Linked DNA regions of Mus musculus: region 1 is linked to region 2. A link is a contact called in ENCODE Hi-C or POLR2A ChIA-PET data. All regions are on one chromosome and are shown on one strand. The core of a region is the stretch at or near the end of the contact, and the rest is flanking DNA. Distances in the headings are between cores, read along the strand shown.

What was found. Hi-C counts contacts between places; a loop is a spot of excess contacts on that map. ChIA-PET counts read pairs that join two places held with the same protein, here RNA polymerase II (POLR2A).
Region 1: a map of heart shows a loop between it and region 2 (2.2-fold over the local background). The contact joins the promoter of Fam204a here to the promoter of Emx2 in region 2. A Hi-C loop is called at or near these places in 1 of 37 maps with a recorded cell type or tissue (heart). POLR2A ChIA-PET finds 5 or more read pairs at or near these places in 1 of 5 experiments (Patski).

Annotation. Positions count from the first base shown.
Region 1 is chr19:60,222,324-60,227,972 of GRCm38, reverse strand. Fam204a (family with sequence similarity 204, member A) reads left to right here and starts at 1,272. Exons shown (of 8, transcript NM_001358273.1): 1 at 1,272-1,329.
Region 2 is chr19:59,457,207-59,462,179 of GRCm38, reverse strand. It overlaps Emx2 (empty spiracles homeobox 2), which reads right to left and starts at 3,490. Exons shown (of 3, transcript NM_010132.2): 1 at 2,556-3,490; 2 at 334-518. The coding sequence starts at 2,964. It also overlaps Emx2os.

The DNA.
Region 1 (5,649 bases), core at 23-2,522, 770 kb before region 2:
CTTCACTTAAGAGTATGTTAGTATTCTTATAACGTGTTGCTGAGTCTTAGTCAGTCATAGTAGTTGACTTTTAGCCAGTCAGTATGACAGCTGATCACACCATGTTTTTATAAGGTAAATACTAAGATATGACCAACCACAGTATTATATGTTTCTTTTTACCTTTTTTTAATTTACAAAGATTGCTTGCTCACTGATGGAACACTCTGAACTTTGACTGGGCCAGAGTCTATTCATGAAACAACTGTTTGTTCAAATCAATTCTGCAAAGTTTAATTTTTCATAAGTTTTTTTAAACTTGTTCAAGGCTTTGTATTTTGTATGTGCATGTGCCATATATGTGTTCTAATGCATGTGCATTAGGTCAGAAGACAACTCGAAAGTGTAGTTCCTTAGGGGTTGCCCACCTGTCTTTTGTGGTCACTGGCCTAGAGCTTGCCTCGTAGGCTAGTCTGCCTGTCTGCATCCACAGTGCTGGCTGCCATGCCTGGCTTTTAAAATACGGATTCTGAGGGTGGAATGAACTTAGGTTCTTACTGAGCTATCTCTCAGCCCTGTAGTTTCTTATATAACCATCACAAGAAAATAGAAACATAATCTGAGTACAGAACAGTACTTCAGAAAATGGAAGCATTTCTGAAGTGGTCCTACTTCATCCCCGTATCATCGCCTGGATTTACTGTTTTCACATGGTGAAAATTTCTGCTCTTTTCCTCATTTACACGCCGGTAAACCCCTCATCAGGACCTATACACTATGCCAGCCTGGTAAATCAACTTCTGAGTAGGGGGTGCTTAGCTGGATTTGATTCGGTCAACCAGACTGGAAAGTCCCTGGAGAACTGGAATCCGGTTGAGAATTGCATGAGGCCTGGAACACAGTGGACACTCAAATATACGCAAAAAGATAGGAAAGGCTGGGGAGAGGGGTGGCGAGGAAGCGAAGGAAGCAAAGCCTTCCTTGAAGAGATCATCTACAGTTCTCCATTGAACTCAGGTGGGCATCGAAGTCAGCATTTTCTTTAGCCAAGTTCACCAGCACAGGAAAGGAGCGAGGAAAGGACAAAACTTTAAAAAAAAATCGCTTGGTTAAAGTGAGGAAAAGGAGAAAAACAAACAAACAAACAAACAAACAAACAAACAAACAAAAAACAAAAACAAAACCTCAACAGGCTCCTCTTAGCAGAGGCGTTTAGGCAAGCCAGGCTGTTCCCTGGGCGACCATAGAGCCAGAACGGCCGCAGCCGATTGGCTGATCCGCCCGAGCCAATCAGAAGACACGATGTTGGCGGGGTTCTAAGATGGCCGCCGAGCCGCTGTTTCCTCCCTGGTAAGTTCGGCTTCGCGAGGCGCGACTTGGCGGCAGGATTCGCGGCGGCCTGTCGGGCTGTGTTCCGAGGCAGGGAGGGCGGCGCAGGAGTCGGGGCGGCTCGTCCTCGCAGATCTGCCGAAGCGGGCTTGGAAAACCCTGGGTTCGGGCGGGCGCCGCTGGGCTCCGGGGGCGTCGTGAGGTAGCCGTCCGGTCCCGGGCCAGCGAGGAGCGCGAAAGCCCACACAGCAACTGCGGCTGACCAGAGCGAGGTTCGCGGCTCGCCGCTCCGCCGGCGTCCCGATGCGAGTTCTGACGCGGCTGGAGAGCTGAAGGTGGTGCGGCCTCGCACCGGGTGAGTGCCGCCGAGTTCCAGGTTGTCCGTGCGGGAAGGGGTGTGCCTTTCAGAGCCACCCTCTCAGTCTTGAACTTTGTAAGTACTTGTACAGTGGCATGGATTGCGTGGTTTAAAATCTTTCCACACAAGTTAGAGAGGGTCCCGGGGGAAAGTGGGTTCCAAGCCTTGGCTGTAAACATTGTTTTAATTCAAACTCACCTATCCTTAAGATTAAAAATACAAAAAATAAATAACTTATTTGAAGTATATCTGAACTGAGGCCCCTGACTCCCCTCGGGTTTTCTGTGTCGTTTTAAGAAAAAGGAACACATTTTCTAACAATAAATAAGACATTTACATTAATGTTGATAATCTTAAGCCTAAAAGTGTGTCAGTTAACTAGTTCCAAAGTTCAGGAACTATTTATTATGCTCTTATAGGTTAGAGGATGGCGGTTATAATTATTTTACAAATAGGATTAAATTTAGATGTTTGTGATTATTTAAAATCGAATACATAAGACAGCCACTTGATGGAAATGCAGCTTAAATTCTGGCATAGTAGAGACAGAAAATTTGTTGGATGCGCAGATTTTATCCTTTGGGTATTGCTTGTAACCAGTTTTGTGGTCTAGAAATACATTTCTCAAATCTCTAAATGTGACTCTCAGTGTGTTACTTAGTATAATATCTCCCCTTTTTCATATGCAAAAAGTGCAGAAAAAATTATTAGTAAAATTTGCCTAGATTTGACCTGTCTCCCAAATCTTTGTCTCCAAGAATTCGCCACCAACTTTGCCCTCTAAAAGTTCATAATTTAAAGCTGTCAGGCGTAACTGGATCACAATGATTTTGGCCAGTTGTAGAAAGAGTTGCTGTTAGTTTCTAATGTGTGTTGTGATGAAGATTAGTGCCTGCCTCTTGGTTTGTGTGTGGTGTGTGACAGGTCTGCCTTCTTTTTCTCCTGCTGCTTGTCTGTCTTTTGTTGTAACTTGGTTTCCTGCCCCTTTTCAGTGGACCCTGTGCAGAGCCTCTGAAAACTGATCATCTAGTGAGGTAGAGGAGAGAAGCTGCGTTTATATTGATCAAAGAGTAAAGCAGCTCTGGTCATTTAGGACTCTGAGGCCATTAAGATCATAAACATTTTAAAGGTGTGTGTGAGACCATCGCACTGGTATTTGACCATACCTTCGTTTTAAAGCTTAGAAAGAACGAAAACCCAGGCAAATACAATGGCCTGCTCAGGATGGAAGTCATCTGACTTTCAAGACTATTTTTACCTCTATAACTAGTCTTCTACAGATCTGACACAAACTAGAACTTTTATAATTGGTATTTTTTTTATCTCTATGGTTTCTGTATCTCAAAAGATGGTATTTACTAAATCCTTTTTAATTTTAATTTTTTTTTTTTTTTTTTTTTTTTGTAGAGAATGAGGTGTATAGTCAACATCTCTGGTAACAGGTAAAGAATATACTTTACTGGATTTAGGGTTTCTCACCTAAAGGTAGATGATACTGTGCTACCAGGGGGAAAGTAAAATACTGGATTTAAAAAAAAACAAAAACTGATAATTAGCTTAGTGACTTTCAGTACTTTCATTATAAAACTTCTTAAGAATACATAGATTACCAGATGCTGAACCACTTTGTTCTAAATGCATTGCTTTCTGCCAGAGTCTGCTCAGTAATGGTTGTGGTTGTTTTTCGAGGGTAAAAGAAACCCTCTTTATTTAGACTTAGAAATTCAATTCATAGCAAATGATGTCTGCCCAGAACTAGAAGATATGTCCCACGTTGTACACAAAATAGTTTGTACATGGGAAAAGTCCTAACTGCAATGGTGAAGTGTTGGAAATGAAGAAGTGATATTTCAAACTTTAGAAAAAAGGAGAAATGTGGCTCATTTACATCTTCCTTGAGGATATGATTAAATTAAATACTGGGTTACAGGCTAAAAACTGAAAGCTTACAAGTTAATTCATTTTCTGTGCTATGGGCCTGGCTATAATCTACATAGAATTGAGTTTCTGTTTGTCTGGTATTCCACATCCTTTTAAAATGGCTGAGTGAATATTCTCAGAGACTAATCTAGGAATTTTAAAGACATATAACCTGAAAGGAATGAAAGAGACACTTCAAAGAATTAATCACCCTTCTGAGAATCCCAAACAGGAATAACAGGAGGCCAGATATGACACCAATTGGAAAATGTATGAATGACATGTATATGCAGAAAGACAGTGTCTTCAAACAGGAGCCCAAGGCAGAAATTACCAGTCAGCCTCTCCATACTGGCTAGTTTACAGTTGAGCTGCTGCTTAACTGGACCGCTGTGTTAGGCAAGCTCGTTACCAGCAGTTACCTGTGTTTATCTGCAGAAACCTTAATCTTCCTTACATCTGTTTTTGTTTTCCTTTTGTTTTGGGCCACCCCCTCCCTCAGTATCATGGGAAACTGATATGTGACTAAAGATTTTAAGGAACTGAGTTAAAAAGCAAACAAACAAACCTTATTTGAGTTTTGTAGTATGGATTTGGAGGATCTTTTAACTTTTCCTCTTTCTTCAGGTCCATTTAAGAAACTGTCAAACCAGGAAAATACCGTATCAGCATATTAAATGCTTTATCATCAGTCAATAAGAGTAATTTTGAGAAAGTTCAAAAAGCCGTGAAAACTGGGTAGCTGCCTGAAAACTGATGAGGAAATGATACCTTCTATAGGGTACCTGAGACCGCTCTCCTTGGGGAATCACATTTGAATGTCCAGAATATAGATTGTGAAACTCCAGATGTGCTCAAACAGCAGCCTGCCATGCTGTCTAAGGCCCAGGCCGAGTGACATTTCCATGCTGCGGTGCGGATTCTGGTCTGTGAAGCTCCTGGTTCTCCTTTGTGTACTTTGGTTCCTAGACTCTTGAGAGTATCTAGCGTGCAGTGAACTGCCATGGGCAGTTCTTCTATAGTAGGCCCCAGGCATGCTTAAAAAATGCCTGAAATTGTTAATTTTAACATCCTCAACTAGATAACGAACCTAAAGGTGATGCAGATGCTTCACTACGCTGTTCTCGCTGGCTCATTTCACAGTGTATCTCAAGACTTCATTCATCTTGTCTTTTAAAACCTAAGACCAAGCTTGGAGGAGATGCAGGTTTTATAAGTCAAAACACTTATAATTTGGGGGTCTCTACTTTGAGCTGAACTTATGTTCTGGATGGAAAGTTACACACTGTAGTTTAGAGCAAACCTTTATAAGTGAGAAACATTAATATTTGAGTTTCATTCATTGTCTGATTGTCTGCCTCTTATTTTACTGCTCTATTCAGAAGGCCAAGCACAAGGTTATTCAGAGAAGCTTCGTGTCAGACTGCAGATCAGGGTGGGGAACATGATTCGTATCAGTTGACAAATGAAACGCTTCAAATATTAGAAACTTCAGAGGTATCTTATGGGTTCTTCGTCCATACTAGGAGTGATAAAAATGCATTCATGGCCACAGAAATGATAGCAAGAACCACTGAACAGTTGGTTTTTTTTTTTTTCTTTTTGACGCACAGTTCAAATTTATTTATTTATTTTTTAAATTTTAACACTAAACGTTGAGCCCCTAGAGCCTCCTGAATGCTGTGGAGTACTGTATCTCATTTAATCCTCAGACGAACCAGTGTAATTATCCTGTGCCACAGATGAAGAAACTGAGGATCAGGGTTGTTAAGTAATTTCCTTCTTCCTCTAGAGGAACTGGAGTCAGGAGTCCAGTTGAGTCTTCTTAAAAAGCAAGAGAATGTTTCAGAAAGTCAAATACTGATAAACATATCCTAAAACACAAAAATACTGCTTCTTTGAATCTGAGGAGGTCCTTAAAAGAAATATGTAATTCAGAGTAATGCAGAGATCCTGATACCTGTGACCTGCAGAGAATGAGGAGACCCAGCAAGATAGCTTTCTGTTCTTCACTGATGATGAAATATGAGAAATGCAATCAATTTGGGCTCAGTTGTATGGAA
Region 2 (4,973 bases), core at 2,241-4,740:
GGAGTCTTTCAGAACTCTTATCTAAACCACTCTCGGCTCTCTCCAGCCTTGAGCCCAATCACCAGAACACCCTGCTGCAATTAACCATATCTCGGACCCCAGCTGAATCTCCGTGATTCTCTCAAAACTTTGGAGTTGCAGGGGCCTGACCAGCGGAGAAAAGCTAGCCTGTCAGTGAATCTCATATTGCCCTAACAAAGCTGAGCACCTGGAGAGTTACTGATCCAGAACTCGGCGCTGGTCGGAGTGCTGGGCGCTGGCTGGAGTGCTGGGTGCTGGCTGCCTGGGTCTGGATGTAGTGTGGCCTGGCCCTGGCTGCTGGGCCACACTCACCTGAGTTTCCGTAAGACTGAGACTGTGAGCCAGCTGCTTCCTTTCCGCTCCCACCACGTAATGGTTCTTCTCAAAAGCGTGCTCTAGCCTTAAAAGCTGGGACGGCGAGAAGGCGGTTCGAATCCGCTTTGGCTTTCTGGCCAGAGCGTTGTGCAAAAGGAAACTCTCGGGACTTGTGTCGTTCCCTGCAGGGGGCAGAGCAGAAGTACCATTAGGGGGCCTCCCAGGCAAGTGTCGCCGGCTTCTCTGGAGCCGGGCTGGGCATAGCTTCCTAGGTCTCTGCCTAGTCCGCAGCGCCAGACCCTCTCTAAGCTTTTGAAAAGGACACCGGCCCAGTCGTCAGACCCAGGCCCCAGGGCTCCAAACCTGGGCGGTAGCTAAAGAGCAATGGTCTCTAAGGTGGCAGTCCTCAGGCTCCTGACCTTTGCCGGTTCCCTAACTGCCTTAGTACCTCAAGCCTAGATACCTCCACTCTGTGTGTCGAGGGCAGATAACAGGACAACAGAACCCGGGCTCGAGGATTGGTGCCCACCATATAATAATAATAACAATAATAAGTTGTAGCAGTAGAAGAAATAGTGGTAGTAATTCCCTACTTTCTAGCCTATTTTAAAATTTAAAATTAAGCGTAAAAATGACGTCGTGTTTTCTCGCGGAAATTTATTCAAGAATTTTTTTGTTTGTTTGGTTTCTAGTTTTGTCTTGCTATCTCTCTGAGAAATTGCAGAGATCGGTTGAGACGTTGCAGCCGGGCCGGGACAGAAATCTCGAGGCAAGTATGCCCAGTGTCTAAGGCCGTTGCTTCCAGAGTACCCGGTTCTAGAGGTCCCTGGTTGCAGAGAGCTAGGAGAGGAGAGTGAAGGGACTGGAGCCTCGCGGGGATCGAGTTGAGGGTACTCGCCGAGATGGTCGGGCGAAGATCCAAGCTGTCCGTGATATGGCCAGGCGACCAAGAATGGGACTGGCAAAGAATGGGGAAGCTGAGCTCTAAACTTTGAAAGCTAGGCTTGGGTATTTTGGCTTCCCGTATTAAAGGAAGTGAATGTATTTACCACCACCACCACCCAAAAACAGCCGGTAGTCTCAGCGGGAGTGAAGGCAAATTCAGTGCTGAGCTAAGGGAAAAGGTGTTTTACTTTGGTTTGGGTTTTTGTTTATTTGTTTGTTTTGTTGGGGTGTTTTAAAATAATATATAAATATATAAAATGGCGAGCTGGCATACACCCGAGTCTAGACTGACAGGAATGCGAAGTGTTATTGAATGGAAAAGCCCGTCGTTATCGATCGCGCCCGGCGGAGGTAGGTCTTTTATGGACTGCAGTCGGCAAACTAATTCGAACCCTTTTCCTAAAGTTTTAACTTTCTTACCAACCCCAACCCAGAAGCATACAAAATTACTAAATCGGGGAAAAAAATGAAGATATCCAAACAGATCTTCCCTTGTCGGGCCTTCTCTCGACTGGATTTTCTCTTTTCTTTTCTTAAATTTCTTTCTTAATTTCTTTCTTTCTTTCTTTCTCTCAGGAAGAACAAAAACAAAAACAAAAATCAGCAACCAAAGACCAAACGGAACCCGACTTCCCGCCACGTCCAGCGGGTGCCCGGGTTAAACAGGTCGCTGAGAGAACTAGTGGAGCTGTGGAGGTTTCTATTCGCTCTCTTCCCGCCCCTCCCTGGGCCTCCAGAGCAGGAGGAAGGAAACAGTTTGCTCTGAGGTTTCCAAGGTCTCCTTGTCTCCTTAAAGGGGTTGAAGACCTAGAAGTTGCGGGTCTGGGCTGGGGGGACATAGAGTGAGTGTAGAGCAGAGTTGAAGTCCAGTGAACCTGGCCATGTGGCCCTGTCCGAGTCCCTGAGTGATAGACCGGCCGGGAACACGGTCCAGGGAAACAGGATTCAAAGACCTCGCGGGCTCAGAGCTTCTTGACAGCGGGCTTCGTCGCCCAGCATCGTGTCCCAGCCAGCCCGACCCCGGCCCGAACCACGGGACACCTCGTTTGCACCCTTTTACAAAGGGTCAAGGAGTGGGCAAGCCAGTAACCCAAACGAGCTTCAGAGACTGGGGACCAAAGCCTCTCGGGCCCCTAGCTGCCCAGTTTCAGAACCAAGAACCCGGGCTGACCTCCGCCCGTCCAGGCCTCGAGGAGCGCCCACCCGGAGCAGGCCGGGCGCAATGAAGGAGGCGACCGGAGCGGCGTGCTTCAGTTCCGCGACGTGGCACGTACCTTGGAAGCGATGACCCAGATATCGGTAGCGGTGGATGAGCCAGGGGTAGAAGGTGGACGGGTCCCGCTGCTGCGAGGCGAAGAGGGGGTGTGGCGAATGCGAGGAGGGCAGGGGGTGGGCGGCCAGGGCGTGCGGCGGCGGCACCGGGTGCACCGGCACGGCGGGGTTGGGCGGGTGCGAGACCGCCTCGGCGAACACCAAGTCCGGGTTGGAGTAGACGCCCCTGCCGGCGGCGGCGGCGGCGGCGGCCGAGTGGAAGCCGTTGAGGAACGGATTTATGGGACTGGAATTGGCGTAGCTGAGTGCCGCGGGACGGATGGGATCCTCGGAGCGCGAGGCAGGCAGGGGACTGTCCTTGGCCACCAGCGACTCGATGGTGAAGCAGCGCTTGGGCGCCGGCTGAAACATGCTGCGCCGAGGAGCGGGCGCGCTGGGCTCCCTGCTCCCGGCGACCGCGGCGCGCTGCCTCCGCCGCCCGCTGCCCGCGGCGAGGACCGAGGAGAATGGGGGACTCGTTTGTTTGGGGTGGGGGTGGGGGTAAGGAAAGGAAGGAAGGAAGAAAGGAAAGGAAAAAGGAAAGGAGGGGGAGGGGGAGGAGAGGCAAAGCCGAAGATCCCGAGAATCTTGCACCAAACGCGCCCAACCTGGAGAGAGGGGGGAAAATCCTTCCAGAAGAATTTGCAGGCGTGGATTGGGGTAATATTTTTTTGAGCGAGGTGGCGTGGGGGGGGGGGAGATTGGAGTTAGAGGCAGGGAGGGGGTTTTCGGGGAGGCAAAAAAAAAGTTTTCTCTCCTTTGCAAAAGGCGGGCAGGGCGCCCTAAGTCCAAGGACAATCCATGGAAGTGTTCGCTTCTTCACTAGTAGTGCAAACGATTTGTTAGTTCATGAGCCTAATTAGTGCGGGGATCACATAAACAGCTTCCTCCGAAGCCTGGTAAATGGCTTGATGATTGGTCGCTATTACTCGCCCTGAGGTGGAAGGGGGGAGACTCTTTAAAGTGCGTCAGAGGGAGGCGAACGCCTGGGAACCCGGAGGCCTGGATCCGGGCCCAGAATGGAACGGAGTCGGCGCTACTGCCCCGGCTGTGCCTCCAGCCGCCCGCCCGGCCGCCGACCTCTTGGTGTCTTCGCCCTGCGCTCCGGGCTAGCTCCCTCGCTCCTGCGGCGCCCGCTGCGGCTTCTCTCCTCCTCCTTCGCCTCCTCCGCTTCCCTCTTCTCCTCCTCTTCCTCGTTCCTCTCCTCCTCCTCTTCCTCCTCCTCCTCTTTCCCCCTCCTCCTCCCCCTCAGCCACCGCCTCCTACTGCACCCACACCACTCCCACCGGGGCACCCGGGTCCCTGCAGAGTCTCGGGGCTGCGCTGCCTTTGCTGCGGACCCCTGGATCCTAAGCCTGCGGCGCTGGAGCTGATGGGACTGAATCACGGACGGACACGCAGATTTCTTCACACCCTAAGCTCCGCTGCGGTTGTCCCCTGGAGGCCCGCGCCCGGGTCACTGAGATGGCTTCGGGCGCCCGGCGAGGGTAAGCGGGCGGGGACTGGTTCCGGGCAAGGGCTAACCCGCTTCACTCCTACCAATCCCCACCCCCAGCAAAACTCCCGAGGTTTCCTAGGCGCTCGAGGGGGGGGGTCCTCCCACCCCTCCAACCAAGCGTAGCTTCGAGGTTCCAGGGTCCACGCGTTTGCAGTCTTTGACCCGGCTGGTTCGTTTTTTTAAGTTCAAACCTGAGGGGCCAGCTGCGCCTGTACCGTGGCAGTGGACTTCCAGCTTGCACCCAAGAGTTTCTGCTTATCCTTTCTGGAGGGTGGTCACTTCTGTCCCCAAAACAGCTCTTTCTGGGAAATGTGGGGTTATTTGGGAAAGGAGTCTTGGGTCCTAGGTCAGAAGCTGAAGTTATGACTGTGTTATCGTTCCATTGTCCTTAGTGGCGTTGACACTGTTCCCATTATTGCTATTATTACTGTACCTATTTTTATTCTGACATCTGTTGTCCCAGGGCTGGGTTGCTCTACAAATCCAGGTTTCGCAACCTGGCACTTAGGATTGTGTCTCCGGTCCTAGGCCCTGTCCGCATTTTCGAGCTTGCCTTCGGTTTTGGGATGATTTTAGGGCCGACTTCTCTCGTCCCCATTGGCTCACGCTGAGGCATAATTATGATCACATCCCCCCAGCCTGCTGGCGCTGCTCTCTGTTTATTGGTGGTTAAAGATCTATTATCTATTCATCAGCCGCCTCCCCCCCCCCACACACACACCCTTTGCCAATTACATTCTTCTAAAGTGAAGTACCAGCAGGTATTTTACAATTAATGATAATTTTTTTCTGGCGTCCTTTAAATCTGTTACTCCCAGGTCGAAGCCATTTATCCTAAGAGGGATAAAATATCTGTGCTTGGTGGCTAGGTTGCCTGAGACCC